Regions from separate parts of the Mus musculus genome. Here region 1 is linked to region 2. The links are chromatin loops, found by intact Hi-C in ENCODE. Cell type or tissue: heart. All regions are shown on one strand.

What was found. Hi-C counts contacts between places; a loop is a spot of excess contacts. Peaks named below come from ENCODE experiments on the same cell type or tissue, not always from the same donor. Only the 100,000 strongest peaks of a DNase experiment are listed, where the experiment ranks them.
Region 1: a loop joins it to region 2, with 2.4 times the contacts of the local background. A loop is called at or near these places in 6 of 42 quality-filtered maps.

What each region holds. Positions count from the first base shown.
Region 1 is chr19:17,466,674-17,469,173 of GRCm38, reverse strand. Pcsk5 (proprotein convertase subtilisin/kexin type 5) reads left to right here. Exons shown (of 38, transcript NM_001190483.2): 28 at 76-156. Among named protein-coding and RNA genes, the nearest start is that of Gm41813, 68 kb to the left of the region's middle. In heart, a CTCF peak has its summit at 1,197; no DNase peak of the experiment used is centred here.
Region 2 is chr19:17,834,851-17,837,350 of GRCm38, reverse strand. Pcsk5 (proprotein convertase subtilisin/kexin type 5) reads left to right here. Exons shown (of 38, transcript NM_001190483.2): 1 at 1-396. The coding sequence starts at 199. Among named protein-coding and RNA genes, the nearest start is that of Pcsk5, 1.5 kb to the left of the region's middle. In heart, CTCF peaks have their summits at 44 and 1,542 (motif pointing right); DNase peaks (open chromatin) are centred at 300, 960 and 1,500; H3K4me3 peaks cover 2,396 bases; H3K27ac peaks cover 1,528 bases.

The sequences.
Region 1 (2,500 bases), 370 kb after region 2:
GGGGAGCTTGTCTTCTTCATGGTCCTTCTCTCATTAAAACAAAACACTTTATTTTTTTAATAATAAAAAAAAAAGAAGCCGTGCCCACTGAAAAGCCATCTTTGGTGAGGAGTCTGCTGCAGGATCGACGAAAGTGGAAAGTTCAAATCAAAAGAGGTAACAGGGAAATAGGGAGGAGCCGGTCGTCGCCCTACAGCCATCTCCACTGTGCAGAGAGCAACCCTGGTAGCCACAAGGCCAAGGCAGTGGGGATATGGAAGCCGTGAGAGAGGAGGCAGGAGGGCCGTAAACCATCAGTGAACACTTGGGGAATCTGTGAGACCTGACTGCAGAGGTCTCTGCTACATCTAAGGTCATAATTCCTAATGCGCTGAGGACTATGCCTGGGAAAGGCCCTCGAAAGAGCCCATATGTAGCTACAGCTGGAGCTCAGCAATAGGGCACTGCCTAGCAACCATGGACCACTGGGCTCCATCTCCGTGCTCTAGCCCTGCAAATCTTTAAAAGACCAAGGAATCAATATGTGCCTTTCTGGTTGCTGCTGTTTTGTTTGAAGTAGCAAAGACTGGGAAACTAAATGGCTATGAGAAGAGAGATGGAAGGTATTGTATGCGTAGGGTAAAATATTAGAGTTACCAAAAGGAACGAGGAGATCCTAAAGTCCCTGCAAAGCCTGTTCTCCAAAGATGAGTTTTATTAAAACCCAGGCAAGCCGAGCATTATGGAGCATGCCTGCAGCCCATGCACATAAGAGACAGAGATGAGAGACACAAAGTCAAGGCCAGGCTAGGCTACATAGCAGGACTCTGTTTCAAACAAACAAACAAACAAAAACAAAACAAAACAAAACACCAGCCATTACACACAAATAAAACCAAACCCCACAATACAAAGTGATCAAAGTGTGAATAGATTCAGGGTGCAGATATATAATCATATGACTGTATATATGATAAGAAAGTAAGAAGGGCCCTGACTTTCTACAGTTGCCTCTAACAGGTACCATTCTTGGTTGAAGAGTTTTTTTTTTCCTTTCTTTATTTTCTCTTTTTCATTAGTGTTAGCAAGGCTAGAATTTCTGGAGTCGGGTAAAATGGGAACCGTGAACAAGTTTAAGGTGTACTCTCTGAGACTGGCTTTTACAAACTGCTGCCTCTGCTTAATTACTGTGAACTGCTTGTTCGGAGCTCCCTCTGCTGAACACAAGGGGACACTGACAAACTCTAGACCTACTTTATACAGTAAACCAGATTGTTAAATATATATAATTAAAAACTTGCATCTGTGGATGTCAACAGAATTTCACAAATATTGAAAAAAACAAAACCAATATCTTTGTAAATGAGGCATCTTAGTATAAAATGAGAAAGTCAGCCTGTGGCCGGACACAGCATAGCTTGGCAGGGCTCAGGGATGGTGGCTATCCCTCTTTGAGCATCCCAGCATGCTTCTACCCTCCGGATGCCTCTTCTTATGGCCCAGAGCTGTCTCCGGGGGCAGAACTGCCATTCTGGGAAGCCTGTAGACTTTTGTGACAACTGTTGTCACTGGACTCTATGCAGGCTACTTATAGGTTCCCAGGGTCTCTTCCAACTCAGGGAAGAAACTATCAGCCCAGCATCCGCTCTCATTATATACTGTAAGGCCAGGACAAACTTATCACTCCAAACTATAAAAGTCTTGCCAATCAGCATGGCAGCTTGGTCAGTCATTTAGACACACATGCATTATGTATGTGTATGCATGTTGCTGTGTGCATTCTGTGTACATACGGCACATGTGTTTTTACATCAGTCCTATCTCCTACCAATCTGTACTCCACCTTAGTCTGTTCCCCAGCAAGGCAGCAGCTTTATAATAATAAATGTCGTCATAGAACCAAGACAGGCCTCCTGGTGCCCTTCCCAGTATGGAGAGAGAGAGAGAGAGAGAGAGAGAGAGAGAGAGAGAGAGAGAGAGAGAGAGAGAGAGAGAGAGAGAGAGAGAGAGAAAGAGAGAGAGAGAGAGACTCAGAAATTGGGTGGAATAACAATTGAGGAAAAAGAAAGGGGGCAAAGAGAGTGGGTGGGGCTCTGTTACTGAGCCACCATGCTAAACACTTAGTACACACACTGTCTTAACTGAGCTACTGTGTTAAACACTTCCTATGGTGTCTCACTGAGTAAGAACTTCAGACATGCCATCAGCATCAAGCAGGGCACACACTGTCTCACTGCGCTTCATGCTTCCACAAGGGAGAAACCATTTTCTCTCTTTGTAGAGACACTGAAAGTAGGACTCTGAGAGTTTAATTACCGTATCCATGGTTACTCCACCCATAAGCAGCACAGCTGGGATCCAATGGCAGGTGTGAGTAGAGAGCAATCTACACCTGACTCCCAGGAGGAGAAGAGGGTCAAGAAAGAGAGGCTTACCGCAAAGAGGAAGGAATCAGAGCCACTAAGATCACCTGGGGCTAATTCCCCTGTGGGAGATGCACTGGGAAGGTTCTCAAGTAGAC
Region 2 (2,500 bases):
GTCACCCCGTCCCCTCTGCCCCAGGCATGGTCTAAGAGCCTGAGAGGGGCTAGCTGTTCTGCTCTGCTCCCGGGCTCTCAGCCTCCTACCGACCGCTCCCGGCTGCGCGCCCCGCCGGCCCAGGCCGGAGAAGTTAGTTGTGCGCGCTGCTTAGCGCGCGAGCCAGCGGGCGGGCGAAGGCGGCGAAGCGTCGGGACCATGGACTGGGACTGGGGGAACCGCTGCAGCCGCCCGGGACGGCGGGACCTGCTGTGCGTGCTGGCACTGCTCGCCGGCTGTCTGCTCCCGGTATGCCGGACGCGCGTCTACACCAACCACTGGGCAGTGAAGATCGCCGGCGGCTTCGCGGAGGCAGATCGCATAGCCAGCAAGTACGGATTCATCAACGTAGGACAGGTAACCAACCCCCGGTGACACAGGCTCTGCACCCAGAAGCTAGTCGTTTGGGGGCTTCTTGTCCCCTCCGCTTCGACCCCTCCCCCTTTTCCAGATGTGCTTCTGCAGCTGTGGCCCGAACTCTAGGGCGATGCTCTCTCCAACGCGCTCGTTGCACAGTCACACACATGCCCCGAAGTTGCTGGGATCTCTGTTTAATTTGTTTTTACAAGCAATGAGGGACAGGTAGGGTCTGTGGAAAATATGGAGTGCCCTTGGACAGGTTGAGACTCGCCTGGACCTTTGGACCTGGGAAGTCCAGAAGCGCTATTTAGCTTGAGGAAATAGCCCTGCGAGTGGCTGTGGCAGGGAAGGTTGAGACTTTTGGAGGCCAAGGAGTGAGAACGCCCCTGGTTCTAACTGGGAGAGAAAAGCCTGGATTAACCTCCTGGGCCACAGAATTGCTGTGCTCTGGAGGGCTTTGAGTGCGGCGTCTGGAAGGGAGGTGGTGGGGAGAGAGGAAGGGGGCGGGACACTGGGAGGGAAGCACGGATTTAGGGGGGTCCTGGCTGCTGCCTCTCTTGGCCAGGATCCAAATGTGGGCCCCCGGAGCTGGGTGGGGAGGAACCTGGGAGACATTGAAAGCGGCTGAAATGTTCTGCTCCGGGAACTTGGGAATCTTCTACTGGCGTGGAACCTGGGGTACCCGGTTGTGGCGTGTGGCAGGAATGCTTTGCTGAGGTGCCTTTGGTGGGTTTTCGTTCGATTTGCCATGCTGAGGGAAATGCCAATACATTTTATGGGACCCTTGGCAGCGCCACCGATTTGTATTCTGGCTTAAATGGCCTGGATTTCAATGTCCTCTTCCCCATGTCCCTACCAAAAACTGGACTGGAGAGGGCTCCGTTAAATGCCCCTCCTAAGGACCTCACAACTTCTTTGGAACTGATCCAGGGAGGGAGCCCTGCCGCGGCTCTGACGCGACTAGAATTGAAAGTAAAGCCAAGGTGGGAGGGCCCTAGGGGCGTTTGGGGGCGTTCACACGGTGCTTCAAGGCTGCGGGACAGGAAGGTGCCCACTAATACTGCTGAAGCACGAGGGCACAGATGGTTTCTGAGAACCGTTTCCTTAGAACTCCACACCTACGATGGCGGGATGGTTGGACAGCCCTCGCTCTGTCCACTGGGGGGAAGTGGTCAGGAGCAGAGCTGCTGTGCCTGCTTCTAGAAACAAGCTGGGGAGCAGCTGTGAGAGTTCAGAGGACAAGAGGGCTGGCAAGGTCTTGCTCTTTACCCTGCCTCCTGTAGGGAGGATGTATTCCAGAGAAGCCAGTTCCGTGGAGGACTGAGACCAGGGCAAGGCATAGCTTATGTTCTATTCCCCACCCTTTCTTTCCCTTGGTCCCCTAAAGAATTCAGATTTTGTTGCCAGAGTGCCCATCACCTGCAGGAGAACTGCCTCTTGGAGTTCTATTGACCTCTTCTGTGAAAGATACCCTGAGTCCATTCTGGTCTTTTCACAGTTGAGCCCTGAATGTCCCTCAGTGGTGGTAAGGGGAAAAGAACATATCTCTGATCTTTCACGAGACATTTTCAATTCAGCCAACATTAAGCATCTTCTATGCCAGTTGTATTAGGGAGGCTAAGTTCTCAAAATCACACTGATTTCTTAATTTCAGAAACAACATTGACAAACAAGAGATTAGGAGCTTGGGACAGGAGGCTGATCCCCACATACAAAGCCACAGTAGGGACCTAAGATTGTGATTCAGGCTGGCTCTTCTGTGCATCTTGCCAATTAGAGAATACTTCCACCCAATGTGCAGAAGGAACAAGTAAAATTCCCATACTCCTGAATAATGATTGGGTAGCTCAGTACACTGGAAGCAAATATCCAGTCATGGCTCACTAATATTTAGTTTAAAAGGACCTGGACTTGGAAATACTAGGATGCTTCTAACTTGAAGGGTAGAGAGACTCCTGTCCTCCTGGACTCAGAATAGAGCTTAGAGTTCAGAATCCCACAGCCTCTAGTTAGAGGGGAGAGAGAACTCCTCTCTCATCCATTTTAAACATGTAAACATGTTAGTATCCTATAGCCTCTACAGACTTTTTACAAGTGCCTT